Linked DNA regions of Homo sapiens: region 1 is linked to region 2. Evidence: chromatin loops called from intact Hi-C (ENCODE). Cell type or tissue: ovary. All regions are shown on one strand. Links, peaks and the distances in the headings refer to the core of each region. The heading gives the core; the rest is flanking DNA. Region 1 has its middle 110 kb from the start of GALNT15. Region 2 overlaps BTD (biotinidase).

Region 1 (10,759 bases), core at 3,900-6,399, 430 kb after region 2:
TGAAAAACCTCCTGCTTTCTCTCTCCCCTTTCCTTTCACTTTCTGCTTCTCTTTGCTTTGCTCACACTTTTCCTTTTTTCCTTCTTTTCAAAGAGAAGAAACAACAACAATGTCCAAACCTGTTTTTGTGCTCCAGCCTGAAATTCAGATTTGGTCTTTACCCAAAGTCAATATTTTGGGAGAAGTTTGAACTAAGTCATTCATGCAATCTTGCGTTTCAAGTATGAAAAATCCCCACAGTTTTCTACTTAAAAGGAAATAAAAAGTCTGAAAGCGATGTACCAAAAATCTATCAAACACTGGAAGCTGTCAACTTCAAACCTGGCAGGAAAAAATAATCACCAAAGGCGGAAATTCAAGTCAAGTGTGAGTAGAGTGGCCAAAGCTTGTAATGTGTCAAAGGCACGTAGACCAGAGCTCACGCAGGGTATTCGCAGGTGAAACCCTGCACTGCAACTGACCTGTCACTATGCAGGAACCTCTAGACAGGGGCCTCTTGTTTGGATAATTGTGGCGATCTCAGTTAATTGGTCTCCCTGATTCAAGTCTATACCTTTTTAAAATCACAAATCTGATCAGGTCATTTTTCTGTTTACAAATTTCAGTGACTGCCCATTGTCCTAAGGATAAATCAATACTTCTCAGCAGGCCTTAAGAGTTGACAGGCATGATCCAGCTATGATTCCCTCTCTGGCCACATCTCTGGTCACACCCAGACTCACACCCCTTTCCCCAGTCACGCTGAGCTCCATGGTGTTCCAAGAATGTTCATTGCTCTCCAGCTTAAGTCTTTGTACATGTTGTTCTTTCTCCTGGAACCGCACCTCATTCTCAACTCTTATTTGTCCAGCAAGAATCATTTCAGATGTCACCTCTTCCAGGAAGGACTAGGAATATCCCATCTGAATTCCCACAGTATCTGGGAATTTGTCATGTTGTGTAATAATGGTCAGCTTACATGTATATATCTGTCAGTAAACTATTAACTCCCTAAGGGCAGTTGCCATGCTATATTTAATTTTTTTAATTCTTAAAACCTAACACATAGTGCTTGGCATATAATAGATGCTCAATAAACCAATGTGAATAAAAAAATAAATGAATGTCCCTGAACCCTACCTACATTTTTGCATCATGGGAAGAAACCAGAGGGATATAGGGTAGCAGGGCTTTGAGGTGACCACACAGTTGAGACGCTGAGACCTGAAAACAATTTTATGACCATGTCATAATTTTGCCAAGAATTAATTCTTCCCTAAAAAATGTCTCCTATGAGAACCTACATCCACAGCCATGCAACATGACAGTGTTCTTGTTTTTTGAAGTCTTGTTACAATGGACTCTGTCACAGAGGCCTGGAATTTAGTCATTTAATTAACAAAGATATTTTGAGCTTCAACTGTGCCAGGCCCTGTACATATAGAAACATGAAGACAACATGACTTGTTTTCCTCAAGGAGCTTATACTGTAGTGGACAATGGGTAACAGGGTTTGGTTTTGATTTGATGCTACTCTGGGGGAGGGCTGCCTCATTTACTGGGAACTCAGCGGACCAACGTTAATTCTGCTCTAAAAAATGCTTAAATTTTTTTTCTAGGAGAAAAAAAATGAATAAAGCTCACCCAAGAGAATAAATGTAGATGACATATCTCATCATGGAAACAAAACCTTTTTTTTCTTTTTTAAAAAAATGATACATTGACAAATAAATAAGACACCGGAGGCAGATACTTAGAAATCAGGAAATTCAACCTGTGTGCTTCTGATGTAACTCAGTCACAAGGATGAAACAGACTTTTCTCCCTAGAGGCCCAGTCTGTCCCTAAAATCCTTGAGAATTGTGGTCCAAATTCTGTTGGTGGGATAAATTTTTTTTTTTTTTTTTTTTTTGAGATGGAGTCTTGCTGTGTCACCCAGGCTGGAGTGCAGTGGCGCAATCTCGGCTCACTGCAAGCTCCGCCTCCCGGGTTCACGCCATTCTCCTGCCTCAGCCTCCCGAGTAGCTGGGACTACAGGCGCCCTCCACCACGCCCGGCTAATTTTTGTATTTTTAGTAGAGACGGGGTTCACCGTGTTAGCCAGGATGGTCTCAATCTCCTGACCTCGTGATCCTCCCACCTCAGCCTCCCAAAGTGCTGGGATTACAGGCGTGAGCCACCGCGCCCGGCCAAAATGTCCTTGAGTGAGATGTGTAGTAAGGGAATGGGAGATGGTGAGAGCCTAAAATGGGTCTTTGGTTCTCTAGGCCAAACCCAGAACTGATGCTGGGAAGGATTTCAATATGTAAACAACATCAATGACTGGACCTATGTCAACGGATCACAGGAATATAGGATGGATGTCACACAGCAGAATTTGACCTAAAGTGATTGCAAGGAGAGCAGGAAAATATGCTCCAAATTCTTCTCTGAATGTCATCCACCTAATCAACTATCCAATCTGAAATATCCACTCACTTTTGCATTTCTTCTCAAAGTTAAACTTCTGATATCTAGAAATATACTTAAAAGGGGAACCTCAGGAGAGCTATTTGCTTTTTAATAATATTGTAAATTATTGACTCTAATTATTTCCTCCCTCTGTCCACACCCTTTGCCATCTATATTTACTATCTATATTTGTACTTCCCTGACCTAGACTTGTGCTTTAGCCAATGGAATGTGAGTGAAAGTGATAATATGGCAAAGTTTTGGGTCTGTCTTAAGTGACAGTACTTGATTCTGTTTGCCTGTCTTGTATCTCTACCATTACCATGAGAAGAGCTTGTCCTGGGAAGCTCCTGCCTCCTAGCAATGATGAACACACATGGAGTAGACATGAGCCCCAAATCAGTGAGGAGCCAAGCCCAGCTGTACCTTCAACTTGCTTCAGAGATACCTAGCTGATGCTAGACTAGATTAACAGAACCACACCCAACCTTTGAACACACAAGCAAGAATTAATGATTGTTGTTTAAGTCACCGAGTTTTGGGTTGATTTGTTACCCAGCAATAAATGGCTGCTACAAATAATAATAATAATAATAGCCAATTTGCCTATGACTTGACCAGGATCATTCAGCTAGTGACCAGTGCAGATGGAATTCAAATCTGCCTCTAAATTCCATACTCTTAATCACTTCCTTATATGATCTTGAGAAATAAACCTAGTTAATACTTAGGTGAGTTATTTTCAGGCAGAAATTTTTATCCTGGAATTAAGACAATATGAGAAAAGACATACATTTCTTTTCACATGGATTACAGGGAAGAGGAGAGCTATAGTCATACCAGAATAATTCACTCATAAGAAAATTCAGTCAGGGCCCCCAGATCTGACAGAGAGGGAACAGCATATTAAAACAGAAAACTAGAAGAAAGCAGGATTCAGGATTTAAAAATAGCAGGCCATAAAAAGTACAGATGAAGGGCTGCCCAGTATGACCACTATCATGCTAGAATTTGTCTGCCTCTTACTATCTTTGTGGTCTTCTCTGTGCCTTAGCTTTTCATCTATGAAATAGGAATAATGAAAGTAACTACTTCATCAGGCTGTTCAGAGGATTGAATGAGTTGGTGTGTGTCAAGTGCTGGGAAGAGTGTCTGGCACATTGTAAGCAGTGTATGCGTGTTAGCTTAGTGGTGCCTCTAGAAGGGAGCACCATACTTAACTATCTGCCTGGTATTTCTGACTCCACCACTGTGATGGTTTTGTATTGTGTCAACTTAGCTACTAGAACTACATTTCCCAGAATTCCTTCCCCTGTATGGTCTAGATTAGGAGTGCCATGTGAGGAATCTGCGTGAGATTTGGAAGGTGAATGTGGAGCATCAGCCATCACTGTCTGGAGGTCGGTGTCGGACACAAGGGGCTGCTGCAGTCTTCACTCATCACGGACCTACACAGGGCAGCAGCTGGGCCTGCACCTCCTCTCCTCCTTCTGGACCTCCTCCTGTAGCTGCTCTGGCCAGGAGTGTGTGTCACTCCATGATGGAGGATCCCAGCTTGCGGGTCACCGATGTGGTTGAGATTGAGATGGTAGAAGACAGATATGACTTGCAGTTGGTCCCTGTGGATTTCAGTTGGTCCTTATGGATTCCTCTTTGTCTTCACAGATTTTCGTTTTCCTTGCTTTTTTGCACTTCATGCCCAGCTTTCCATCCAAACAGCCTGGCCTGCTGACCCATAGCAACTTCAGGATTGGCCCACCAAATGCAGAGGGAACAGCCTTGCACAGACATCTCCACCAGCTCCCATCATGACTCCAGGTCCAATCTCTATTGCAAATCTGTGTTTTTCTACATCATTCATCGTGGTCATGCTTCCTTGATTGAACCTTGCCTGATACATCCCCCACCACATTGCTCTGTGAGTTGGATATAAGACAGTGGTACCACTGAAAGCTCAAGGTTCTTTTTAACACATTTTGCATTTACTATAACTCTAAGCATTTTGGCTCCCAACTGCCACCCTTTGCCTTCTCTCTATTTCCCCAGAACTTCTCTGTGGGAGGACTTTGAGCAATAAGGAAAGAGTATTGACTGCTGAAATTCCACAGAAAAAATATCCAATTTCTTTCTTCAGCACAGTGATGGGTGGGGTTAACCACAGATTTGTCATCAGATTTTAAAATCAAAGCAGTAAGATTTTCCTAAAAATAAATGAAAAAGAAAAAGAATTCTATTTACCTCAATATTGCTATTTTCACAATTTCCTAGAACAAGTTGTACGGAGTAATACAAATGCTAAGAAGGTGGGTCCAAATGAAATACAGAATTCATAATAAGAGGATGTTGTTACTCAGAAGAAGGACAACCCAGTGTGCTTTGAGATGGTATTGCAGCAATGAAAACAAGCTCAATGTCCATGTCAGATAAACAATTGTCGTCACAGCTCTGGAAGTTTGGGAAGTGACTCATCTTCAGGAATGGGCAGTGAGTGAAGACAACTGTTTACCTCAGCCCTTTGGTGGTTGACACAAACATTCTTTTCTTCCCCTGTGACTTGGCCACTGGGAGATGCTGTTGCAGCCACGTGCATCGGCACCCCAGCTTCCACCACATAGATGCTCACCTCTCCTGCCCCGTGATGCCTTACACTCTCTGCCCTCAGGTTCTTACTGTCCTTAGGGGTGGAAAATCTCTAAAATCAGTGGATTTCCTGGTAAATGGGGGAGAAAATAATTCAGGAAGCCTCTCCTTGCAAGGAGGGACCATTGTTAGGAACTTTTGGTCTGAGATGCTATGGCTGAGTCCAGGGGGGCAACAAAGAACAGACCAGTTCCAAACTCGATCAGCTAGCAAAAAAAAAAAAAAAGAAAAAAAAGAAAGGGACTAAAGGGGGTGTAGAGACTCTGGTGGAGGCAGGGCAGAGCCAAAATCAGGGAGAGGATCCTCCCCTGTCAGTGGGAGGTAGTGATTGCTGGAGTCAGGGCCACAGCAAGGTCAGGGATGGAGGAATGGAGAATTCATGCAGGAGAAGCTTGGCTGGAGCTGCAGTGAATCAGAGGGTGCATCACCAGCAGGGCTCTGGCTAGCTGCACTGTTGTCTTTTTCTGCTTTATCTGAGTTGTTTCATTACCAGGACCCAGAATTTCTACTGCTATAGCCATAGAGGGCTGACTGCTCAGGAAGCAGGGTGGCAGTGGAGGCATGTCATCCAGAGAAGTGCACATCCTTGCACCAGGACACATGAACAACAATGTTCACAGTGGCATTGCTCATAATAGCTCCAAATGAGAAACTAACCAAACGACATCAACGTCAGAATGGATCAAGAAATGGTGGTATATTTATAAGTAAACTGCAGCTGTTTATACAGTGGAATACTATATTCATTTCCTAGGGCTGCCATAACAAATTAGTACAAACTGTGTGGCTTAAAATAACAGGAATTTATCATTTCACAATTGAGGAGGCTAGAAGTGTAAAATCAAGGTATCAGGAGGGTTGGTTCCTTCTGGAGGTTCTCGGGGAGAATCTGCTCCATGCCTGTCTCCCAGCTTCTGGTCTTTGCCTGCAATCCTTGGCATTCCCTGGCTTGTAGCTGTCATCACTCCCATCTCTGCCCCCATCTTCACATGGTACTCTCCCTGTTTCTCTCAATGTCTTCACATGAACATCTTATAAAGACAACAGTCATCAGATTAAGGGCCCCCCAATCCGGTATGAATCATTTTAACTGATTACATCTGCAAAGGTCCTGTTTCCAAATGAGGTCACTTTCTGAGGTTCTATGTGGATGTGAACTTTTTGGGGGACACAATTCAATGAGTGCAAATACTATACAGCCATGAAAATGAATGAACTACGGCTGCATGCAACATGGCTGAAACACAGACAAAATATTCAGGAAAAAAAGTTACACACAAAAGAGTATGCACTGTGGTGTTACACTGTAAAACTCAAAGTTAGGAAAAGTTAAACCATAGTGCTTAGGAATGCATAGTTTGGTGATATATAGGATATATGTATCATATTATAATGAAAAACAAGTAAATGATTCCCATAAAAGTCAGGATATTGGTTACTTTTAGAAGGGAAAGGAGTATGAGAGGGGGTTCCTGGGATGCTGGAATGTTCTCTTTTTTGACATGGCTGGTGGTTGCAAGACTGTTTTTTGATATTCCATGAAGCAGTTTTATTTTCTGTATGCCTGCTGTTTTTCACAATAGAGCATGGGGGTGTCAGAACTGGAACCTGCTGTTCCAGGTTCTGGCACCAGCTGCTGGGTCTTGGGTAAGTTGCCTCCCTGGACCTCGGTTTTCTCATCTATAAAATGAGATGGTTGGAGATGATGCCCTCCAAGCTCATTAAAATATAACTCATTTAATTCTCCAGGCATTTCTCGAGGAGAGGAGACCCCCAACATTATGTTTACAAAAAAGGAAACTCTTGAGAGAGGCTCCATAGCATTAGAGTTAGACTTTGAAACCAGAACTTAGAGTTGAGTCTTAGCTCTGCCTTCTTTCTAGAAGGGGCCATGGACAGATTACTTTAACATTCTGGGCTGCAGTTTTCTTAGGCACAAAATGGGTGTAGTGAAAAGAACCTTCCTTACAGAATTGATGAGAAGATGAAAAGAAATGATGTACACAAAATGCCTGGCTCAGCACCTGGGATCTAGTAAGCCACTCACTGGTTACTGGCATCTTGCTAACCGACAAAAGCCAAACAAATCAGATGAATTCAACAAATTGTTCTTAAATACCTATTGTGGAGCCAAGGGTGTTCACAGAATATGATCTCCTTTTATCTTCACCTCAATGCTGTGATGTTGCTTATCCTTCTGAGTTTTTATAGATAACACATTGGGACTAAGAAAGAGGGAGGAAGTAATATGGTCAAAGCCGCTCCTTAGAAAGATTTCTCTGGCAGCTGTGGGGACAGAGTAGAGGGAAGACAGAATGATGGTGAGGAGACCTGTCAATGGCAACGGTTCAGACAAGTTGTGGGGAGGGCTCGAACAAGGGCAGAAGCCAGGCTGCAGGTGGCATGAGGCAGTGTCACATCAGTCTCACTCACTACTGTGGCCAAGTCTCCTTAAATGTTTGCTGAGTGAATGGATGACTGAATGGTGTCTCTGACAGAGACATATGGATGAAGGAGATAGAGGTAAAGTGCAGGGAGGACCCATTGATGACAAAGGGGTTTCCAGATCAGTCTGTCACGGGGAGCAATTCAAGAGAAGAGGTGGGGCCGGGCATGGTGGCTCATGCCTGTAATTTCAGCACTTTGGGAGGCTGAGGTGGGCGGATCACCTGAGGTTGGGAGTTCAAGACCAGCCTGACCAACATGGAGAAACCCCATCTCTACTAAAAAATACAAAAAATTAGCCAGGCGTAATCCCAGCTACTCCAGAGGCTGGGGCAGGAGAATTGCTTGAACCCGGGAGACAGAGGTTGTGGTGAGCCGAGATGGTGCCGTTGCACTCCAGCCTGGACAACAAGAGCGAAACTCTGTCTCAACTTGAGTTGTAGAGCCTGGACTAGAGCCAGCCTCATGTTCCCTTTACCACTTGCCCTTGGAGGGAGAGATGCACAGGTTAAGAGCATCTTATTCCGTCTTTTCTTTCTTTTCTGGGCCAGCACCCTTGAAGCAGCAGGAAGAGTGTCTAGAGCCAGGATGTGCACTTCCAGATGCCTGCCTTACCCTTCAGCTCCCAGCTCCGCCTTGGTGTGAAAGGAAAGGCCAGCTGGCACCATCAATAGCTAGCTTGTCAGCAGCAAAACAACCATCCCATTGATCAAGGAGGCTGATTTTCTGCCAAACACTGGGAAGGCTTCAGTGCACTTTCTGGTCAATCCCAACTGGATTCTGGGATAGCAGTTCCTGCTAGCTTCTTCCCTCCCTGTTTATTTGGTTCTATAAATGTGGAGGGCATCCATTTGAAATCTGGGTACCCAGATCTGGATGGGCTGTCAGGCTGGACTGAAGGAGTCCACTTCAAAGATCATCCTTCATGGCTGGAGGGAAACTGAATAAAAAAGTTGAGATCTGGCTGGGTGCAGTGGCTCACACCTGTAATCCCAGTACTTTGGGTGGCCAAGGCAGGGGGGATCACCTGAGGTCAGGAGTTCAAGACCAGCCTGGCCAACATGGTGAAACCTCATCTCTACTAAAAATACAAAAATTAGCTGGGCATGGTGGCGCATGCGGCTGTAATCCCAGCTACTCAGGAGACTGAGGCAGGAGAATCACTTGAACCTGGGAGGTGGAGGTTGCAGTGAGCCGAGATCAGCCGCTGTCTTCCAGCCTGGGTGACAGAGCGAGACTCCATGTCAAAAAAAAAAAAAAAAAAAAAGTTGAGGTCTAGTCTCTGATGGAGGCTTTGGGGCACAAGACAGGGCTCATGTGGTTGGCTGACCCTCCTTCTCAGCCCCCATACTTCCTAGGCATGTCGCTTCTGCTTGGATGTCCAGAAATTTGTAAAGCACTCTTTCAGGACTGTGTTCAGACACGCTAGGGAGGCCTGTGGGATGCTGCTTTCATGTGTGCTCTTGGGGTGCAGCGATGGGTTGGAGGGCGGTGCTGACACTTCCCCTGATGAAATGGCCCCCTTGCCTGGAGAGAGCTCCTTTCCTTAGCTCTGGCAGGGGTATGTTTTTCCATCCTCCTTGGTGTGAACTCCTGGAGTTAGTTTTGTGTCACTTTGGATCTTAGTGAAGCAATGTGCAAGGGGAAGATTAATGGAAAAACTCTCCTCCCAACTGCCTGGAAAATATTTTCCCCTTTTCAGCATGAAAACTAAGAGGAGTGTCAGCTGAATGGTCTGAAGAGAAGAGGAAGTTGCTGTTCCCTGTGTTAGCTCAGGCCCCTGCTCTGCCCTTTTTGCTGGGTCTCTCTCATGAGTAGGACTTTACTTTTTTTTCTCTAAGGATCTCTGTTGGACCTCAGAGGTATGAAATCTGTCAGCAACTGACTTCTGTTCAGCGCCCATCCTGTGCACGTCCTAGGCAGGCTGCTGTCTTGACATCTGATATGTGGGACAACCCTGCAAGGAAGATTAAAGTAACTCTACAGATAAGGAAACTGAGGCTCAGGGAATTAATTATCTTCCTGGAGGTCACATAGCAGCTAAATGATGAAGCTGAAATTCAGATCTATTCTCTGTGGGTTCTTCCTGTAATGCTGCATGATGTCAGTTCCTGGCATAGCGCCTGGCACACTGCAAAGCTCACATGTGTTGAGAGAATGAAAGAAGAAAGGAGCCAGTGAATGGAGGCCTCTTCAGGCTCCCATGAGCTGAGTTGACTTCATTTTAACATTTTTACTTCTTGTGAGGCCTTCTCCTCACAATGCCTTTATTTCCCAATCAGGAGAACTGATGGGAAAATGCTTGTTCCTGCCTGTGACTTTGGTTGGTGATCTAGGGAAGGTTGTGAGGCAACAAGGAGGGCTTATAAGATAGAATAGTGAAACCACTTAGCTGATAGTGTGACCTCATGAAGGATACCTAACATCTCTGAATCAACACAAAAGGCAAGAGCAGTCCCTTCACCTTGGTATTTTTGTAAAGATTAAATGAATGTGTGAATGGATGCATATAGTAAATAAATAATTAAATGCAAAGATTTGATACTAGAGGTATTTAGTAAAGCCTCTGGTACGTGGTGGTGCTTATTCATCATTTTGTTTTGGTTTATTTTAAAAACTTTAATTCAGGGAGTCTTGTGCCTGGGGGAGGGGAGGCATCTCGTGTATGGACATTTTGCTTGGCGGTGCATTTGTCCGGGAATTGGTCCACAGCATTTATTTGATTCTCAAAAAAGGGTTCATGACCCCCAAATGTTTAAGAACCACTGCAGTTGAATTTGATTTTTGACCCATGGTTAAAAGCCACTGAACTAAGAATATATTGTGTCTGCATGTTCTTGGAATTATGCTGGGGGCTATTCAAAGCAAAACAAAGAGAACATGAGGAATCTTTGCCTTTTCACAATTTAAATATGGTCAAACTTGTAAGTGGAGGCACTGACAGAGTTATGCTCATTGAAAGGAGATGATGCATTGACTGAATTAGGTACATATATAGATAAATATCAGAAATGATGTGTGAGGGGAGAATGCAGAAAAATAGTTAAATATTCACTAATAGTGTTAAAGCAATAGATATTAGTTTTTCTATTTTAACTTTTCTTCCAAGAGTATATCTAATAGCCAGCTATTATTGCACACTTACTAGCATCAGGTAGTGGGTTGTTTGTTCTAAATGTTTGATCCTGTTTAATTCTTATGACCACACTATGAAGTAGATACAAGCACAGCTATCCCTCCATAT
Region 2 (10,759 bases), core at 7,612-10,111:
CTCACTGCAACCTCTGCCTCCCTGGTTCAAGCAATTCTCCTGCCTCAGCCTCCTGAGTAGCTGGAATTACAGGTGCCCACCACCACGCCTGGCTAATTTTTGTATTTTTAGTAGAGATGGGGTTTCACCATGTTGGCCAGGCTGGTCTCAAACTCCTGACCTCAGGTGATCCACCTGTCTCAGCCTCCCAAAGTGCTGGGATTACAGGCGTGAGTCACTGTGCCCGGACATCAGTTTCTTAAATTGACATCTAGGTTATCAAATTTTGGGGCATAAAGTTGTTTATAATATTCCTTTATTATTCTTTCGGTGTCCATGGGATCTGTAGTTATGTGCCCTCTTTCATTGCTCATGTCAGTAATATGTGTCTTCTCTATTTTTTTTTCTTAGCCTGGCTAGAGGCTTATTGATTTTTCTTGATCTTTTCAAAGAACCAGAATTTAGTTTCATTTTTCTCTATTGATCTCCTGCTTTACATTTCATTGATTTCTATTCTAGTGTTTATTATTTCTGTCATTCTTCTTACTTTGGAATTAAGTTGCTCTTCTTTTTCTAGTTTCTTGAAGTAAAACTTTAGACTACTGATCTTATATCTTAATTCTTTTGTACATTTCTCTTGAGATTTCTTTTCTGACCCATTTGTTATTTAAAACTGTGCAGTTTTATTTCCAAGTATTTTGGGTATTTCTTGCTAAATTTATGTTATTGATTTTTAGTTTAATTCTACTGTGGTCTGAGAGCAGATATTGTATTATTTCTACTCTTTTAAATCTGTTAAGTTGTGTTTTATGGCTCACAGTGTGTTTTGTCATGGTAAATGTTCCATGTGAGCTTGAGAAGAGTCTGTACTTTGCTGTTATTAGATGAAGTAGTCTATAGATGTCCCTTGTATACAGTTGATTGATGGTGCTACTGAATTCAACTATGTCCTTACTGATTTTCTGCATTCTGGATTTTATCCATTACTGATAGAGGGGTGTTGAAGTTTACAGTTATAATAGTGGATACATCTGTTTCTCTTTGCAGTTCTGTCCATTTTTGCCTCATGTATTTTGATGTTCCATTGTTGGCACAATGCACATTAAGGATTTTTATTTCTTGTTGAATTAACCCCTTTATCATTTTGTGACCCACTTTTTAATCCTGATAACTTTCCTTGGTCTAAAGTCAGCTCTGTCTGAAATTTATGTAGCTATTCTTGCTTTCTCTTAATGACTATGTTAGTCTGTTTTCATGCTGTTAATAAAGACATACCTGAGACTGGGTAATTTATAAAGGAAAGAGGTTTAATGGACTCACAGTTCCACATGGCTGGGGAGGCTTCACAATCATGGCAGAAGGCAAATGAGGAGCAAAGGCATGTCTTACATGGTAGCAGACAAGAGTTTGTGCAGAGGAGCTTCCATTTATAAAACCATCAGATTTCATGAGACTTATTCACTACCATGAGAACAGTATGTGGGAAACCACTCCCATGATTCAATTATCTCCACCTGGCTCCACCTTTGATACATGGGGATTACTACAATTCAAGGTGAAATTTGGGTGGAGACACAGCCAAACCATATCAGTTACTATTAGGATGGTATGTCCATCCATTTACTACACAATCTACATGTGTCTTTATAAAGTGGGTTTCTTGTAGACAACATATAGTTGAGTCATGTTTTTTATCTACTGTAATGATCTCTTGTTTCGAATTGATATATTTATACCATTGACTTTTAAAGTGATTATTGATATAGTTGGATTATTATCTATCATATTTGTTACTTTTTTCTACTTGCTGCCTTTGTTCGTAGTTCCTGTTTTTGTCTTCCAGTCTTTTTCTGAGTTTTGGTGTTTTAATTGAACATTTTATGTGATTTTGTCACATGATTTTGTCTGAAAGTATCTTATTTCTCTGCTTTTGAAGGTTAATTTTGTAGGATGTTTATATGGTTTGGCTCTGTGTTCCCACCCAAATCTCATGTTGAGTTGTGTGGCCTGGTGGGAGGTGATTGGATCATGTGGATGGTTTCTAACAGTTTAGCACCATCCCTCTAGTGTTGTGTCATGATAGAGTTCTCATGAGATCTGGTTGTTTAAAAGCGTGTAGCACTTCCCACTTAGCTCTCTCCATCTTCTGCCACCATGTGAAGATGTGCTTGCTTCCCCTTTGCCCTTCTGCCGTGATTCTAAGTTTCCTGAGGCTTCCCAGCCATGCTTCTTGTACAGCCTGTGGAACTGTGAGTCAGTTAAACCCCTTTTCTTCATAAATTACCCAGCTTCAGGTAGTTCTTTATAGCAGTGTGAGAATGGACTAATACAGACGCACAATGCTAGGCTGGTACTTTTTTCCTCTCAACACTTTAAATATTTCACATCACTGTCTTATTGTTTACATGATTTCTGAGAAGTCAGATATCTTTCTTATCTTTGCTCCTCTATAGATAAGATGTTTTTTCCCTCTGGCTTCTTTCAGGATTTTTTCTTTATCTTTGCTTTTCTGTAATTTGAATATGATTTGCCTACATGTAGATTTTTTTATTTTTTATTTTCGTTTTTGGCAGTTAACCTGATTGGTGTTCTCTGAGCTTCCTGGGTCTGTGGTTTAGTGTCTGATATTAATCTGGGGAAATTCTCAGTCATTATTGCCTCAGATATTGCTTCTATTCTTTCTCCTTCTGGTATTCCCATTGTACATATTTATAACTTTTGTAGTCCACTGTTTGTTGATTTTTTTCTTTTTTTCAGTCTTTTTTCTCTTTGCTTTTCAGTTTTGGGCATTTCTATTGTCATATTCTCAAGCTCAGGGATTCCTTCCTCAGCCATGTCCAATCTACTAATGAATCCATTAAAGTGATTCTTCATTTCTGTTAGTGTTTTTTAATCTCAGGCATTTCTTTTTTTATTCTTTCTTAGAATTTCCATCTCCCTGCTTAGATTACCCATCTGTTCTTGCATGTTGGCTGTTGTTTTTTTTTTCAGTAGAGCCTGTGGCATATTCATCATATTTATTTTAAATTGCTAGTCTGATAATTACAACATCCCTGCCATATCTGACTCTGGTTCTTCTGGGAGGTTTTTTGAGACAAAGTCTCCCTCTGTCACCTCCCTCTGTCACTGCTGGAGTGCAGTGGTGTGATAACAGCTCACTGCAACCTCCGCCTCCTGGGTTCCAGCATTTCTCGTGCCTCAGCCTCCCAAGTAGCTGGGACTATAGGCGTGTGCCACCAAGCCTGGCCAATTTTTGTATTTTTAGTAAAGACAGGGTTTTGCCATGTTGGCCAGGCTGGTCTTGAACTCCTGGCCTTAAGCTCCTTAGCCTCCCTAAGTGCTGGGATTACAGCCATGAGCCACCGCACCTGGCCTAACTCTGGTTCTGATGCCTGCTCTGTTTTCAAACTCAATTTTTTACCTTTTAGTATACCTTGTAATTTTTTGTTGGAAGTTGGACTCGATGTACTAAGTAAAGGAACAGCAGTAAAAAGGCATTTAATTGAAATGTGGTGGGAGGGAATGTGTTCTATTGTCTTTAGGGATCTTTAGGGAGCCTGTGTTTATGGACTGTGAACTTTACAAGTGCTTCTCAGCCCCCAACCCCACTCAGGCGGGACAGAATGGGGCTAGAGTTGGGTATTTCCCTTCCCCCAGGTCAGTTAAGCTTTGATAAAACCCCAATAGGTAAAAATAGTTTCTCTGGAGGAGAGGCCTGCTAAAGACCAGAATGCTTTGTTTCCTTTCCCTCTTCCTCTGGCAGAAGCATGGGAGGATTTTTTTCTCCAGTCTTCATTGTGAGAACCTGGTAGAACTCCTAGAGGTAAAACCTACAAAAGTGCGGGTGCCTCCATCTAAGACTGGGTCCCTCTGGAGTTGTTTTTTGTTTGTTTGTTTGTTTTGTTTTGTTTTTTCTGTTTGTTTTGAGACGGAGTCTCACTCTCATGCCAGGCTGGAGTGCAGTGGTGCGATCTCGGCTCACTGCAATCTCCACCTCCCGGGTTCAAGCAATTCTCCTGTCTCGGCCTCCCAAGTAGCTGGGACTACAGGCACCCGCCCCCTCGCCCAGCTAATTTTTTGTATTTTTAGTAGAGATGGGGTTTCACCGTGTTAGCCAGGATGGTCTCGATCTCTTGACCTCGTGATCTGCCTGCCTCGGCCTCCCAAAGTGCTGGGATTACAGGCGTGAGCCACCACGCCTGGCCCAGTTTTAATTTTTTATTTTGCATATAAGTTCAAAGCCTTCCAAAGTGTTTGTTTATGATTTATTTTCTTGTTAAAATCTGTTCTTGTTCATTGCCTGTTTATAAGTGTTGTCTTGATGTTTATTTTTTGCATGTACATTTTAATTTGTCAATCTGTTTCTTCTTTTATTTCAACTGTTCCAAATTTTAGAAAGTTGTTTCAAGTATCTGATACCTAATTCTAATTTATGCTAGCTTTTCTAACATTTGATATTCAACTTCTGATTTTGAGTTTATTTTTGTGTATGGCCTAAGATGCTATTATTCCTGTTGTTATTCATCCATCCCAGTATCATATTCAATCAACCTCCCCCACCACCACCACTATTTTGAGTGTGGTTGCATTAAAAAGCATGTGGGCTTTTGGTCAGAATAGATTTGGGTGAAATCCTGGCTATGGGTAGCAGTCTCCTTCTACTTTAAGAGTAACTTCTTCACAAAAGGAGCTAGATGATCCTCTGCTTTGCCTCTAATGCTGAGGAATGTTGCACCTACAACTATCATGGAAGACGCTGAAACCTCCATTACCCAATCCTGTACTCCCAGCACCCTCAGGGAGCCCCACCTCTGGAGGACTCAGACACTCATGCCAGGTAAAGCTGTAGGACAGAGGCCAGGCATGGTGGCTCACAGCTGTAATCCCAGCACTTTAGGTGAGAGGATTGCTTCAGGCCTGGAGTCGAGACTAGCCTGAGTCACATAGCAAGACCCCATCTCTACAAAAAATTAAAAAATTAGTCACACATGGTAGCATGCACCTGTAGTCCCAGCTACTTGAGAGGCTGTTGGGGAGGGATCACTTGAGCCTAGGAGTTTGAGGCTGCTGTGAGCTATGTATGATCATGCCACTGTACTCCAGCCTGGGCAACAGAGCAAGACCCTGTCTCAAAAAAAAAAAAAAAGAAAAGAAAAGAAAAAGAAGCTATAGGACATAGGGGAGCTAGTCATATGTCTGTCCTACTGAGACTCTAGATGGCACAAGGCAATGGCACTTGTGTTAGAACCAGAATGCAGCTATGGCTGACTTGGAACCGTCTGTCAGAGGAAAAAAGGCATGCAAATAGTTACTCATTTGACCAAAGCAGAAGAAAACCAAAATGTCCAATGCCTCCAGGAAGAAAGGCAAAGATAGAGATACTAATCATTTCTCTACACATCTGCCATGCCATGGGTGAAGAAGACAGCCAAGTTGGTGAACAGATCTGGAAAGGTTACCATCATTCTTGATTGAGCTCTGCCCTCCAACCGAACACCCCTGAGCAGCCACGGCATGCCGGCTCACCGTGCTTCCCACCACGCATGGATCAAGAGCACCTCCACAGGTTCTCAGAAGCTACGGCACCAGGACCCATTTGCCTGCTTTTTGCTGTTCCTCTTAAGACAGGGTCCTGCAATCACAGCTCACCGCAACCCCTGCCTCCCAGGCTCAAGTGATGCTCCCATCTCATCCTTCCGAGTAGCTAGGACTACAAGTGCATGCCACCATGCCCAGCTAATTAAAAAAATTTTTTTTTGGTAGAGACAGTGTTTCTCCATGTTGCCCAGGCTAGTTTCAACCTCCTGGGCTCAAGCAATCCTCCTGCCTCACCCTCCCAAAGTGTTGGGATTACAGGCATTAGTTACTGTGCCTGGCCTCTCTTGGTAATTTTGACTATGCCACTCCTAAATATATGCCTCTTGGCCTCTGCATGAGAGAAGGTGGCCTTTGATGTGTTATTTCCAGCACTGTGGTTTACTTTAGCTTTTTAAATTGTTTCTTTCATAATTTCTACTATCATCCAGCGTCAGTGTTTCTAGCCTATCCTATTAAGGGTTATTCTTTTGTTTTGTTTTGTTTTGTTTTTTGAGATGGAGTTTCGCTCTTATTGCCCAGGCTGGAGTGCAATGGCACGATCTCGGCTCACTGCAATCTCTGCCTCCGAGGTTCAAGCTATTCTCTTGCTTCAGCCTCCCAAGTAGCTGGGATTACAGTGCCTGCCACCACGCCTGGCTAATTTTTTGTGCTTTTAGTAGAGTTGGGGTTTCACCATGTTGGCTAGGCTGGTCTTGAACTCCTGACCTCAGGTGATCTACCCACCTTGGCCTCCCAAAGTGCTGGGATTACAGGCATGAGCCACCATGCCCAGCCCCAAGGGTTATTCTTTTGATTTGGGGAACAGGGTTCCTTGGCCCTATTACCCACCACATTGTTCTCCACTCTTTGCATCCTGAGCATCTCCATCTGCATTTTTCACTCCTGAGTACTGGCAGAGATGAGCACAAGGGTAATGGGACTTGATGTAGTGACATTGTATCCACCACATGCTTAGAGAGGTTACATCCACCACAAGCTTAGAGATTCTGTATCCACCACAGGCTTAGAGAGGTTGTATCCATCATACAGTTATGTTGCATCCACCATACATCTAGAGATGTTGTGTGCACTATACAATCAGCAATATTGTGTCCATCATACATTTAATAATCACAAAGCCATTACATGGCCCACATTTCTGAGCACATCTTCCCTGAAAATTTTGACACGTAGTTCTAGGACATCACATTTTCCATGCACTGGTTCTTTTTCTTCTGGATGTCAAGCCCTCAGGTCCACATTATCTAGAAGGTGTTCTTTAAGGTAGTCCAAGAAGGAAATGGGTAAGAAATTTCCCAAAGGCTTTTAAAAGCAATACCTTGCTGACACTCATTGAAACTCATTTCAGAGAATTTGACGATGGTTTTTGGAAGCCATAAGCATTCCAGAAGAACAGAGTAGCTAGAAGTGCCCCCACCATTCATGTGTCCCAGGACTGACTGACAGTGGAAAAGCTTTATGTGTGTGTATTTTCCTTGCTGCCTGGTCAAGGTCTCCAATCAATAGTTTAAGACTTTTTCACAGTTCATTTTCGACCACCGAAGATTTCCTTTAACTTTCCTGCAAACTCAAATATGCATTTAAAAATAATCTGTTTCATTTTTGCAGGATATGGTTGAAACATTTTTCAGATTATCTAGTCTACCATATTGCCCCCCACCTTTTTTTAAATCAGGAATTTTATTTAAGTAAAAACCAATAACAACCTGGTTCTTCAATGGTATTCCTGCCATAGCTAAGACAAGCACTGAGTCCTTTAACTGACCTGCATCAAATTGTTTAGGGGAGATTTTTCCTTCTAGTTTGAGTGTTTAATGCTTTCTTTGCTGCTTATTTTCATTAAATATGGTAGAAATACTTTGAAATCTGCCCAGATTCCATCAGCCCTATTGGAGAGGCACCTGAGAAATGAAGATGATGTTTCTGACTCATAACTTTCTTTGACATAAGGGAACAATAGGAGTCAGAATATAGGATATACATTCCTCTATCTTCTACTCAATTGGTTCTCCAAGTGTGACTCAGACCAGGAGCATCAGCATCACCTTGGAATTTGCCATAAAATGCAGATTCTCAGACCCTATTCCATACCTACTCAATCAAAACTTCCAGGCATGGGCTCCAGAGATCTGTGTGTTCAAGCCTTCAGGTGACTCTGATGGCGTGCTTACATTTGAGACCCTCTGCTCTGGTCTGATCACCCAGAATCTCCCTTGGGAGAGCTACCTTGAAATTTCTGCTTATTTCCCCTGCAGCGTATTGAAGACTCCACGGTGGTTGTTTTGTTTTGTTTTGAGATGGAATCTCACTCTGTCACCCAGGCTGGAGTGCAATGGTGCGATTTGGGCTCACTGCAACCTCCGCCGCCCGAGTTCAAGCGATTCTCCTGCCTCAGCCTCCCGGAGTAGCTGGGATTACAGACACGTGCCACCATGCCCGGCAAACTTTTTGTATTTTTAGTACAGACAGGGTTTCACCTCCGCAGTGGTCATTAAAGCTTGACCACTAAATTGCCCTGGTTCTTCAACATGCACTAGGCAGGCTGGACCAGAAGCCAGGAGACCTGGCTCCCAGTCTCATTATCATTACTAACCAGTCCTGGAGTTTTCCCTCACCATGAAGATGGAATTTTTACCATCTGCTTTCTCTGCTTTGTGTGGCAGGAAGATAAAAAAATAATAATAATGGATATTCAAACGGTTTATATTGCATGTAAAATGCAATGTGGCATTGATTGTAGATCCCTTAATTCAGACAGATTTCCCCACGCAGACGCTGTGTGTCACAGGGGGAATGGGCAGCGTCACTTTTTACATCCAGTCATATTGTATGAAATTGCAACAAATTCAAAAAGATGCCATCGTGGGAGTGTGGTGAGTAAAAAACAGCTTTCATGAAACTCAAATCTTGAAAGTCAGATGCTTTCTGGGTCTTGTTTAACTGTAAAAGAGATAGATGAAGTATTAGAAATGGAGAAGGAAAGGGGGGAAAAGCCATCCATTTACTGCTTAAGAATGGCTCTGCTATTGCGATACCTAAGGTCACATGCGTAGCCACTTGGGTTAATGATACTCAGTTTGTCCACGGAGTGGCAGTAGCAACTGTCTGAGAATCAGTCTCAGCCGGGGTTCCTTCTGTCTATAGAAAGTGAAAGACAGACTGTTATTCAAATTCCATGTGCAAAAAAGCCTTCTTACATTAAATACCTGGGCATTTCAGGAAGAAGTTTTATTTGACTTAAACTGTGAAGGCAGTTTCTCATTTGAGGAAAAGAAAGATATAACGTGTTTCAGTTGAAATGTCAAGATCCTTTGATTGCACATTTGGTTTCCTAGGATAAATTATTCTAGCCAATGGAGCAGAAACTGGCTAATCAAAGGCACAGTGCACAGTTACACTTCTGTATATCATTCTCTTTTTTTAAAATAATAGCTGGAATTTTTTTTGAAAGTGAAATTACAATTTACCACCTCAACTCAGAGGACATATTAGCTTGATAACTTATTCACAGTTGCTGGTGAGTTCAGGCTTAAATCATCAGCTGTCACTCACAAGTGTTTACCCTTGAACTTTCCGAATGAGACATCAAACGTCTTGGTAGTGGGTGGGTTTAAACAAAGCTGCCCACGCGAGAACCATTGTGGAGCTTCTTGTTCCAGGGGCCGGTCACGGACAAGCTCATGACCAGCACACTCAGATGTGACAATCAGATAACAAGAGGCAAGAGAAGACTTTCTGGGAAATAAAAGATCATTTTTGTGATTTCTTTAAATTCAGATCATATAAATTAGGTGAAGATAGACATTATTTCTCCTGTTTATGTAAAAGAATTTAGACAATGAAGTCACGAAATTCATGAGAATAATTTAAAGACTGTTGGAACTTCCCAATGTTTTTCTTGGCATTCAGTCACTACACATAGAAATGTATACTATGCCGGTTCCTAATGACTTAGCAGTTCCCTCAGGCTTTGTTCCACAGGATGTGACATCTCCTCTGCCAACTTTTCCTGCCTCCTTTCCTAATCATAGGATTGCTATTCTCCCTGACAAGTAAAGAATGACAAGATATTTTATTAAAAAGATGTTTTATTTATCTTTTAAAGATTTTTTAATGTATGTATCTGCCTCTGAAATTATTAAGAATGCCTTAATAATAATCCCTCTCATTTTATTTCAGAAGACACTATTGTAATAGCATGGCTAGGAAGGAAACACAGCTAATTATTAAGATGAATCATTTAGCAAGGTGGGGAAAAATCCCTTGTGTGTAAAAATATCTAGTGATTGACATATTACCAAATTTACATGAAATAGATTTCCATGTAATTGAGACTGATTTTTCCTATTAGATGGAAAGAACCTTCCTGATCAGGACTGGTGTTGGGGGAATGTTTTCCTTATGAAATCAGAAGCAGAGCTTCTGTAGGGCCGTCCAAGATCAGGATGCTTACTTCAAGATGCCACTCTGCATCTCTCCCCACCTGCCAAGTGTTTCCTGTCTCCCAGATGCTTTCTATTGGCTTATTGTAAGGACTTTGACTTCTGCGCTACGTGAACTGGGGAGTCACTGGAAGAGTTTCAGAGGTGCACCTTGGTAGACTCAGGCTTTCTCTGGATCTCACTGGCTGCTCTTATGAGTCCAGAATGGAAGAGGATGAGGACAAATGCAGGGGGATGTTAGGAGACCACTAAGCAGGTCCCTGTCATTTCTCTCTCTGTGATTCCTTTTGCTGCCACTTTCTCCTTGTCCCCTTGGCTCCAGCCCCCTGCTGTCCTTGCTGTTTCTTGCACCCGCCCGTGAGGCATGCTCCTGCCTCAGGCTCTCTGCCTGCCGTGCTCTCACCTCGCAGACCCACGTGATTTCCTCCCGAACCCCCTTCAGGCCTCGGTCCAAACATCACCCTCTCATCGAGGTCTTCCTTGACCACACTGCTTAAAATTGTCCCCCTCGCCTCACCTTACCACCTTCACTGCCTCATTTCTCCTTTGTGCTTAATCACCATCTCACACAGTTATCCAGAGCACGAGCCCCACGAGGAAGGGTCTGTCTTGTCCACTGTTGGACCCCTGACACCTAACCCCTGGGGCTGGCCCACAGTTGGGAATTGCATGGCTGTCTGAAGCCAGCACCTTCCTGGTTCTGCTGTTCCCTGGAAGTGGGGTTCAGTACACCCCACGAG

Evidence for each region. A loop is a pair of places that touch in the nucleus more often than their neighbours do. Peaks named below come from ENCODE experiments on the same cell type or tissue, not always from the same donor. Only the 100,000 strongest peaks of a DNase experiment are listed, where the experiment ranks them.
Region 1: a loop joins it to region 2, with 4 times the contacts of the local background. A loop is called at or near these places in 23 of 110 quality-filtered maps.

What each region holds. Positions count from the first base shown.
Region 1 is chr3:16,055,609-16,066,367 of GRCh38, forward strand. No RefSeq gene overlaps it. Among named protein-coding and RNA genes, the nearest start is that of GALNT15, 110 kb to the right of the region's middle. RefSeq lists an enhancer at 4,043-5,242. In ovary, for the core only: no CTCF peak of the experiment used is centred there; DNase peaks (open chromatin) are centred at 5,013 and 5,463; H3K27ac peaks cover 2,500 bases.
Region 2 is chr3:15,621,671-15,632,429 of GRCh38, forward strand. The region is part of intron 1 of BTD (biotinidase); the gene reads left to right. Among named protein-coding and RNA genes, the nearest start is that of BTD, 25 kb to the left of the region's middle. In ovary, for the core only: a CTCF peak has its summit at 8,652; a DNase peak (open chromatin) is centred at 8,671; H3K4me3 peaks cover 305 bases; H3K27ac peaks cover 2,096 bases.